2 separate regions of the Homo sapiens genome follow, and region 1 is linked to region 2. Evidence: read pairs that join two places in POLR2A ChIA-PET (ENCODE). Cell type or tissue: MCF 10A. All regions are shown on one strand. Each heading gives the region's core, and the rest is flanking DNA. Links, peaks and the distances in the headings are about the cores only. Region 1 overlaps LOC101929154 (a long non-coding RNA gene). Region 2 overlaps TBCA (tubulin folding cofactor A).

What was found. Peaks named below come from ENCODE experiments on the same cell type or tissue, not always from the same donor. Only the 100,000 strongest peaks of a DNase experiment are listed, where the experiment ranks them.
Region 1: POLR2A ChIA-PET joins it to region 2 with 5 read pairs; 2 of 35 experiments call an interaction of 5 or more read pairs at or near these places.

Annotation. Positions count from the first base shown.
Region 1 is chr5:77,903,794-77,909,176 of GRCh38, reverse strand. All of the region lies in intron 1 of LOC101929154 (a long non-coding RNA gene), which reads right to left. Among named protein-coding and RNA genes, the nearest start is that of TBCA, 130 kb to the right of the region's middle. In MCF 10A, for the core only: no CTCF peak of the experiment used is centred there; a DNase peak (open chromatin) is centred at 2,206.
Region 2 is chr5:77,768,695-77,774,077 of GRCh38, reverse strand. The region is part of intron 1 of TBCA (tubulin folding cofactor A); the gene reads left to right. Among named protein-coding and RNA genes, the nearest start is that of TBCA, 5.0 kb to the left of the region's middle. RefSeq lists enhancers at 1-44, 45-930. In MCF 10A, for the core only: no CTCF peak of the experiment used is centred there; no DNase peak of the experiment used is centred there.

The DNA of each region.
Region 1 (5,383 bases), core at 272-5,271, 140 kb before region 2:
ATACAATAAGAATTCCAGGGGAAATTTCATGTTGTTAAAGTGTAGTGTTAGGTCAACCCAGTTTCATCAGTTTCTGAGCCCAAGGGCCATGGGCATGGGGAGTCTTTCTGTCTGCACCTCCCTTGAATGCCCCTGACACACGCAGATCCTGCCCCTGCCCCACCACTTGAAGTGCTGTCACCCCATCCATACCTCATTTTTCTGAGCGTAGACAGCCACAGTTTAGAGTTTAAAGATGCAATTAAATAGGCCCCTGGTGACTACGAGACTGACAGATGCTAACTGGCCTATAAAGAGGTATGCAGTCTTTCACAGTCCTCTAACTAAGGGCTCTGATTGGTCACAAACCACAGGTTTATCCCTGTCAGTTGCTCCATAAGAAGTTCATAAAAAGAAGTCAATTTTATAAAGCAATTACATTCAAAGTTAATTATTTTTGTTGCCCAAAATTTCACCAGTAGAATTCCTTTAAGTGGTAAACTTCTCTAGTATAGTCAAAATATTAATATCTAAACATTTTAGATGGTACCAAAAAGTTGTATGGCTTTTCAGTAATATCTAATGTGTCATACTAATAGAAAAATAAATAGATACCAATTTAACCTATGATATGCTATCTTTTCTTGTTTTTGCAGCTATGATAAAGCTGTTTCCTTTTGTCTTTGAGACAGACTTGACTTAATCACAAGAGTAATTGTGGTGTCATTCTATTTCTTGCCATATTTTTGTAATTATTTTTCAGGTATCAAGTCTTTTTACAAGTTGGTACATTAGAAATCAAATTTTTTTATTTGAAAAGTGTATCTTTTAAGTGATAGTCCTTTACAAATTTGACCTTATTTATTCCCAAACTGAGCTATTGTAAATGGGCCAGAAAAATGAAGAAAAACTTTGGGTTGTCTGTCAAGTAATATGAAGATAAAAGAAAAATGATTGACTTTTAGACTGGGCATGGTGGCTCATGCCTGTAATTCTAGCACTTTGGGGAGCCAAGATGGGAGGATCACTTTTGCCCAGAAATTTGAGACCAGCCTAGGCAACATAGCGAGATCCCCTCTCTACAAAAAAAAAAAAAAAAGAAAAAGAAAGAAAAGAAAAGAAAAAAACAAGCTGGGTATGGTGGCATGCACCTGTGGTCTCAGCTAGTCAGGAGGCTGAGGTGGAAGGATCGCTTGAGCTCAGGAAGTCAAGGCTACAGTGAGCTGTGATCATGCCATTGTACTCCAGTCTGGGCAACACAGCAAGACCCCATCTGAAAAAAAAAAAAGGAAGGAAAGAAAAATATTGACTTTCAGCTTGTTTCTACTGTGTCAATTAAATTATGGTAATTTTAAATTTTAAAAATGAATCTGAATGAATCTCTTTTATGATGTATCTAACATTAATTCAAATTATTCCAAAATGATGCATATTGTTTAGTACATTGAAAGGAGCAGAAAATTACTTAATAATTCAGTATATCTGATTGGAGACTGGCAGTGTGTCTGAATTTCACTTGGCTGCAGGTCACAGAAGCCTGACATTAAACAAGTAAAGGTTTGTTTGATTTTCGAAGAAGAGAAAAGATGGTGAAAAGCCAGTCTCCCTTTCTTTCTTTTTTGAGATGGAGTCTCATCCTGTGGCCCAAGCTGGAGTGGGAGTGCAGTGGTGCAATCTCGGCTCACTGCAACTTCCACCTCCCAGATTCAAGTGATTCTCCTGCTTCAGCCTCCCGAGCAGCTGGGATTACAGGCGCATGCCACCATGCCCAGCTAATTTTTGTAGTTTTGAGTAGAGATGGGGTTTCACCATGTTGGCCAGGCTGGTCTTGAACTCCTGACCTCAAGTGATCTGCCTGCCTTGGCCTCCCAAAGTGCTGGGATTACAGGCATGAGCCACCGCCTCCAGCCCAGTCTCCCTCTCAAAAGTGTCCTCAGAAGTCTCGCTCAGAAGCCTCGTTCCTATCTCCTTGTTGGAGATGTTTTGCTTGTCTCTCCAGGCCGACTCCTACTCTCCCGCATCCTGCTCTGTGCCGGTGGAGGCTGACCTGTGTGGCTGCTCCAGTGGATTCCTTTGCCATCCCACTTCCACAGGAAGCTGCAGCATCATTTGCTTTGTGAGATCAATGAGAGGATGGGAAGACGTGAAGGTGGAAGGAGAGTGAAGTTGAGCAATTTACCTCCGTAGCTCTTCCCTGCTGACTCATTAAAGTCTGATTACATCCCTCTCGTAAGGCCTCAGACCTCATCAGTGAGCCAACAGTTGCTCATGATAGGGACTGGACTGGGGCTGGGGAGGCCTGGGAAAGAGTTCGCCCTACAGATGACAGCCTCACAGCCAGCTTGCTCTTGAACCTGAAAGGAGCGAAGGTATCTGCTGCTCTGTGAAAGTAAGCATTGGACCTGCTTACCATCAACCCAGCCCCAGGCTTCCACTTTGGGATATAGTCTGCCAACAGTTCTGAGGGAATCAGAAGTCTGCAATTCTGGTCAAAAATGTACTTCACAATACAATCAGACAGCAAGAGCTTGGGATTTTCTACACCAACCAATTATCCAACTCTCCAGATACTAACTGGGTGTCTGACAATTCACTTCTGACACTACCTGGAGTTAGTGGGGACTCCACAGGTAGAGGGCTCTGTCTCACAAGACTGCCACCACTTCAGGGGTCAATCACAAGCAGTGGGTCCCCCGGTTGCTCATACTTCTGTCCAACTTGGCTACAAATTAGAGGTTCCCATGATCCCCTCCTCAGGTTTGATAATTTCCTATAACAGCTCAGGGAACTCAGAGAAACACTTATATTTACTGGTTTATTATTCTAAGAGATATAAGAAAGGATACAAACAAACAGCCAGATGAAGAGGAACATAGGATGAGGTCTGGAAGGATCCCAACCACAGGAGTGTCTGTTCCTGTGGAGTTGAGTTATGCTACCCTCCTGGCATGTGAATGCCTTCACCAACCTGGAAGCTCCCCAAATGCCACCTTTTAGGGATTTTAATGGCGGCTTCATCACATAGGCATGATCGATTATCAACTCAGTCTCTAGCCTCTCTCCCCTTCCCTGAGGATGGGGAATGCAGCTGTAAGTTTCAAGCTTCTAATCATGGTTTGGATTTTCTAGTGACCAGTCTCCATCCCGAAGCTTTCCAGGAGCCCACCAAGAGTTACTTCATTCGACAAAAGGCACTCCTATCACCCAGGAAATTCCAAGGGATGTAGGAGCTCAAAGACCAAAATGTCAAAGACCAAATATTAGAATAAAAAATGCTCCTAATATCCATGTTACTTAGGAAAAAACATGGCTTTGGGAGCTCTCTGCCGGGAACCAGGGGCTGAGATCAAACATATATTGTTTATAATGTCACACTGCCCCAGTGGAGTCTCCCCTTGACTCTCAAAACCATCATCTCCCATAAACCTAGAAAGAGGAAGATTGTAATGATAGTATTTCTTTTTAAGACCAAGTAGAAATCAACCTTCAGAAACAACATCTCACCTAAAATTTCTGAGGGAGGCTGTGATAATGTCAGTCCCCACCCGCAGCTTCTGCTTTGCCTGCTGCAATAAGGGAGGGAAGGAATTCACTGTACAATAACCTGCCTGTTCCCCATCCTTTACCATCCTAAAATATACAGGGGTTTTCACCGCAGCGTTGATTTGAAAGAGCTTTTCAGATATGAGTCCCAGCTATCCCCATTTTAAGTTTGAAGAAAGCGGCCCAAATTCTACCCTTTTTTCGTATGGCCACACAGCTTACATTTTATCAAGACTTTATGCAGGAGTGGCCCATTAGTCAGATCTCTTTTAAATGACAGAAAATCCATTTTCTCCTGCTACATAAACCTAGATTTTTGCCCAGCTTGCATTTCCTTTAAGGTAGGCAGCAGCAGCGAAAAACAACCTACAAGAAGAAGAACAGAAGATGATAGCTCCACGGTCACTGGTGTCTACTACACAGGGAAAAGCCATCTAGACAGAGGTGGGCTTACCATGAGGCTACCAAGGCTTACTCTGCACTAAGCTGCAGCTGTTGGAGCCCCAACAATTTTAAATTTATAATTTCGTACTCTTTTTCTAAAGGAGAGACTTCCAAATTGTATGAGCTTAAGGACCCACCAAACTTGGATCTTCCTTTGAACATAGACATTGTCAAAATACATAAAGCCTGAATCCATTTCATAATAACTGAACTATGGACACTGGGCCAAGCTCTAGAAGAAATCCTAGGCTGCCCTCAACCTGGGGTTAGGAGCAGTCAGACTGACTTGGGGTTTGGAAATCAGAACAAGTGATTTCAGCTATATTTAATAACCAATTATTTTGTTGCAGGCTTTTTAAAAGGTGCCAAAATAAAATTTACGAAGATTAAATTCTAGGTTTTTCTGCAAAATGGGTTAGTGCTGAGCACATTTAGGCACTCAGTGTTACCTTAGAACCAGAATATGTTACAGACTGTCTCAGTTTCCACTCCCATTTGGTTATGAACTCTGAGCCAAAAAGCCCAAGAAGAACCTTAATCAGATCACACATCAGCTTAGAATAGTGATTTAGACATCTGGGTATTTGCAACTGGATAAAGGCCACCAACTCACTTGTCAAAAGCCACTGAACATCTGTTGGTATGGAAATAGCTCTCCTAGCTGACCTGGAATCAGATTTCAACAGCCGACCTTACAATGAAAGGGCATCTCTTCTCCTATTATCCAGATACGTTGGTGCATCCAGAAATATACTATCAAGTAATCATGCTTTCTAAAATATATTTATTTGATACAAGTGCGCACAGTGTTAATGCATTTTCTCTTTCACCTGTACTTGTCTGCCTTGCTATAAGACATGTACAAGGATGATATAAAAAATATTGAACTCAGGCACTGAAGCAGAGTGCTGGAGAGAGTCTGTGTGGAGTTCTTGGGAAGGGGCTTTAGGGAAGGAAGGAGGGGATACGTGGAGGTGGGAGACACTCTTGGAGTTTAGGACAACTACTGTTTAACAAATATGGAGGTATTTCAATACTTTAACAGTATGGCAGCATCTATGTGAGCCTGCTGAACCAGACTTGGACATAGATAGAGGGCAGCTTGAGCTATAGCCTGGCTCAAACAGGAAAGTACGTAGCGGACAGTTTCAGAGTCTATGAGGCAGTGTCATTAGTTGGTGTGAAAGCAACATTTATTAAACTCCTTCTGTGTGTGAACATCACATGCTGTGCTGCACACAGAGCCAGGCAAGAGGTGGCCTTGTTCTGGGGCCTGTACTTTAGAGGGCCCTACAGTCACACACACATGCGTGTGAACAAACACACTAATTTAAGGAACACTTGGGATCTGGTGCTCAGTGCTGACATAGGGCACCCGAACCCCTAAATATCAGCTCATGTGACTTACACCTTTTTG
Region 2 (5,383 bases), core at 187-5,186:
GACATGTCTGACCCCCTCTTCCCATCATGGCCTGAATTACTTTAGAATGCCCTTAGTTGAGAGGAGGGGTCCATTCAGACGGTTTTGGAGCTTAGAATTTTGTTTTTAGTTTGCATTCCTGAGTGCTGGTAGACCCTTCAGTGTTCATTAGAACTTTATTGTTCAGACCCAAGAAGAGCAAACTTTTTGATGAAGTATTACAAGAGAAAAGATAAACAGCCTTCTGAAGAAGCAAGTTATTTTGTTGTAGCAATGTCTACTAAAGAAACCAACTGGCTTCTTCCTGTTCGCCCACCTTTCCTTTGTTTATTGATATTTCCACCAGAGGAAGGACCAGGCAAAAGGGAGAATAAATTCACTTTTTAAGATAATGCTTCTGAGTTTTAGCACAGCATCCCACTTCCCGGGAAGCTTTATTGCCAAGGCAATAAGGAGACCATGTGAGTAGGAGTTAAATGCACAGCCATTTGTGAAGTGAGACTGCTTGGGTTCAGATCTTGATTCTGCCCTTTATTCTATGTTGTGGAATATATTACATTGTGCTGTGCCTCTTTTACCTTATTTGTAAAATAGAGCAAGCACCCAACTCAAGCAGTTGTTGCAAGAACTGCCTGCTATGCTGTTTAATACAGTATGTGGCAAATAGCAAGTGGGTAGTAAATGTTAATAATACTGTTTGGATTCTCATTTTACATATGAGAAACTGAGGTTTAATGAAGTTAAAAAAAGAAAAAAAAAACTTGTCTAAAGTCACACTACTAGTTAGTGGCAATGCAAGGAAAAGGACCAAGGTTTCAAATCTACAACTTTCTCCTTTAAGCTACAGTGCTCCCGTAAAGAGTATTTTTAAAATTGGTAATAGGAAGGGAATTGAGATGTATATTTGAAAATATAAATAATCCATCCTGTCCCTCAGCTCAGAGTTCTTTTTACCAGACTTTTACCAGACTGGTTCACTTTTACCAGACTTGCTTGGGTTATGTCATTTTAGTCAGTATATTTGGCAGAACTATCAGGGTGTGTTGCAGAGTGCTGTAGAATGAAAGTCATGAGAAATGACTTCTAATGGTAGTTTCCCATTCATTTACTTATATGACCTTGACATTTCTCATTCCAGTGATCTCTACTAGTTTATAAAATTACTTAGTTCAAGTAGTTATATGCTGACAATACATATTCTAGAGAAAATACTCATTGAGATTATTATAAACTAAGTTTTTGACTTTTCAGAAGTTTTCAATGCTTATGTAAACTGCTTAGAAATAAATTTATCATTTTATGAAACTTGGTGATAGTTTACTATTATCTCAAATTGCTTATAAATTAATGGAAGTGTCTCCCATACATTTTAAAATGACTTTTCTGTTGACATTTTGGGGTATAGCTTCCCACTTATGTATTAAAATGCAATTAAAGAAAAACCCCTAAACTTTCTGTTTTAGCTGCTTGTTACTCACATTTTGCCTTGGTATATCACCATCTAACTCCATAAATATTGTCCCCTATTGTCTCTTGTTATTTTTCACCTGAAAATTATTTTGCTATGACTCTTTCCATCTTCTACCTTAGTATCCTATTTTTATTTTATTATTATTTATTTTTATTTTACTTTAAGTTCTGGGATACATGTGCTGAACGTGCAGTTTTGTTATATAGGTACACATGTGCCATGGTGATATGCTGCACCTGTCGACCCGTCATCTAGGTTTTAAACCCTGCAACCTATTTTTAAAAATCTATATTTTACCTCAGCAAAGTAAAAAATAGATGAGGCAGCAATGGTAACATATTACTAATTGTTGGGGCTGAATGATCATGGGGCTTCATTATATTTTTCTGTACATAAGTTGAACATTTTTCATGATAAAAAGGGTCTAAAAGATATGCTTTTTTCCTCCTCTCTCCAAATTTAGTTTCAAAGATACCTTAATTCATGATTCAGACATGTTCTTGCTTTTGTGAAAGGGATTCTATTCTTTTCTTTTTTTTTTTTTAATCAATGGTTTAAAAACCTATCCTCGACACTATTTTAAATCTGTTCTTGACACTCTTTTTCTGGTTAGACGTTCATTTTCCATAGCCTCATTTATCTTCGGAAGTCACAACCTTTATTTGGAAGAAGAGGTTTAAAGTCATTATTCATGCCCCAAATCCTTCAATTTTCTCTCTAGAAATTGAGAGCAACTAGAAATTATATTCTAGGTATTTGTCCTAGAGTTCAGTTTGGGTAGGCTATACTAGAAAGGGTGGATTAATTTAGTTTCTGATTAGACCTGGTGGAACACTTCAGGTGACTCAGAAGTTCCTGATAGTGGGTCTGAGGAAGAAATGTGGACAGGCAGGTTGAATGTTAGGGGAATATGGAAACAGGCAATAAGTAGATGATGGTATTTGGCGTGTAGGAGATCCAGCCATGCGTGCAAGACGGCCATTTCAGCATGTTGGCAAAATGGCAGAGTTGACCTAATGGATAGCAGCCCACATTATAAAGTAGAAACAAGTTTCAGGGCCAGTATTTTTAGGCCCTGGGAAAATAGGCCGGAGGTTTACGGTGAGTGTCTTGTTCCTAGAGAAACTTTGTTACCTTGTACAGTAAATGGCAAAGCATCTGATTTCTGGGAAGTGAGTTTCAAGAGAGAGAGGTTAGATTACTAGGAATAAAGAAAGAGTCTAGATACTAGGAATGGCTTAGAAGGTGAGAGTTGGACAGAATGAGGCTGAATTGGTGCTAAGCCTCTGACTCTGAGGGCTCCTTAAATATCTTCCAGCAACAAGATTTTAATAGTATTGTTGTTATTTTTAGTTGACACATACATATTTACAGGGTACCCTGTGATATTTTGTTACATGTATACTTTTTTTTTTTTCCTGAGGACTAATTCTTGCTGTGAAACTAGAGAAATGTATGTAACAGAGGCTAGATGGGTTATTATATTATTTTTATTTTTATTTTTTCAGAGTCAGAGTCTCGCTGTGTCACCCAGGCTGGAGTGGACTGGTGTGATCTCGGCTCACTGCAGCTGCTGCCTCCTGGGTTCATCCCTGCCTCAGCCTCCTGAGTAGCTGGGATTACAGGTGTCCGCCACCATGGCTGGCTAATTTTTGTATTTTTTAGTAGAGACAGGGTTTTGCCTGGCTGATCTTGAACTCCTGACCTCAGGTGATCCACCTGCCGTGGCCTCCCAAAGTGCTGGAATTATAGGCGTGAGCCACTATGCCTGGCCCTAGGTGGGTTATTATACTAAGTTTCTTTGAGCAGCAGCCTTTGTTCACATGTGACTCACTGGTAGTGGGTATTAGTTGGCAGGTTTGGGTGTAGCTGGCTCTTTGTTTTTTTTCTTTTTTTTTTAAGATTTGGATCTATGTTTCCAGCAGATTGCTAGACCTATTGATATCTGTGACAGGGTCACAACTAATCTGGCAGCTCTAGCAGAGTTACCAAATAATACTCAGTTTTTTCCCCCAGCACAGAACTGTTGAACACTCTGTTTTTTTTTTGGAGCGGGGGAGGATATCTAGGTGGCATCAATTATCACAGTTTGCCTGAGACTGAGGGGTTTCCCAGGATGTGGAACACTTCACTGCTAAAACTGGGAAAGTCCCAGGCAAACTGGAATGATTGGTCACCTCTTCTGTAACTAGCTAACATAGCTCTGTTTTATGTGTTCTGTGATTTATTTGGAGGCTATTTACAGATAGTACAACTGTGAGTTGTATGTTGTACCTTAATTTAAAACTTAAGTGCATGGTGTAAATATGAATCCTTGACAGAGTAGCTTTTGTTCTGTATTTAAATTATTAATGATTTAGAAAATAATTTTCACTAAAGTAGGAGAAAATGCAGAATTGATATTTTCTAAATGTGGTATTTCAGCTAAGTGACTTATCTGCACCAAAAAAGTTTCCAAGTGGGATTTGTGTTCATAAAAAAGTTTGTTTTTTATTAGACTTGTGATAAATTCAAGAAATTCTTCTGCAAGTAAAAAACACTCACAATCATTTAACATAAAAGGTTATTTAACTTTAAAGCCAGCTTTCAATAAAGCCTGTTAAACTAGTTCACTGGTGAGTGAATGAATTGATTAAAAATACTTTCTTAAATATATCTTTTTATAACCATTTTGGATTGGTAATGGCTTAAAATCCAATGTGAACAAAGAATGTTAGGGCATTGGAAATAGCACTGACATTGGCCCATAGTTTTCCTCTGATTAAATGAAAGTGACACCAGTAGATTAGAATGAGACTAGGACAATTCACACTGCAATTTTGTTAGTTTAACTTTAACAGTCTTTTAACACTCTTGTTTAAATGTAGCTGACATACCATAATTACAAATCTACAAGCCTTGATTATAGAATTTTACATCATGAGCCTGTGGGGAAATTGTATTGATTTTTTTTTTTTTAATAAAGCAAGCATTGTTCCCAAACTGTGGCATCTTCCGAAGTTTGTTTATATCTACATCCTATATACAACTGTGTATGGTGTATATGCTATGTATAGCAGGCATGAAGACAACATAAAAGGTATGTAAAATCTCCACTATTAGTTCAATATATATTATACTGATATAAAAAGTGAAGAATGCAAATGACACGTATACTTAAGTAGACGTAAAGTCTCCCCCCATTAGCTTTAGCTGTTTATATACTTATATTTAAAGCAATGGTGCATAGAAGTATGGTGGACTGTATCTGGGATAGGTTAAGAACATAGTCCTGTAAATTATTCCTGTAAGATTTGCTAGCTTTGTTTTCTTTTATCCTCTTTTGCACTGTACCCCATTGCTAAGTTCAGCCAGATGGCTACCTTCCTACTTTGAAATTTAGCTAGTTCCTTTAGGAATTTGTGTAATGTATTCAGTTCTCCAAAGTGGTGGTCAGAGGCCATGTCAAAATGGATTGCAGGTGGTCAGCTCTTCACCACATTCTGTTAACTACTTGGCAAGTAGTTACTCTTAGGAGCAATATAGCAGGCAACCAGATGTCTCTTCAAGCTGGAGAGGGAGAAGGCTAAGGCCACTCATCATCACAGTTTTCCCAACACAAGGTATTTTATTCTCCAGGTTGAATGTGGAGATGAAAGATCTTTGGCCCTGTATGTGTATGGGTGTTTTGTTTTTTCATTGCATTTTTTTGTTTGGTTGGAAATTTTGAAAATCTGTAGTAAGCAAGGTTGGAAAATTTTATTAATAATGGCAGTCTAAAACTCTTAAGACAGTAAATGCTTAGATGTGTGATGTCTATTCCAGTATTCTACTTCCAGTAATACCTTTATAAAAGAATATAATAATGTTCTATTGTGATGCTGTTGTGTCCAAATAGAACTGATTTTTTTCTTAATAACTTGTCATAGGTCTAACTAAAGATCACTCATTTAG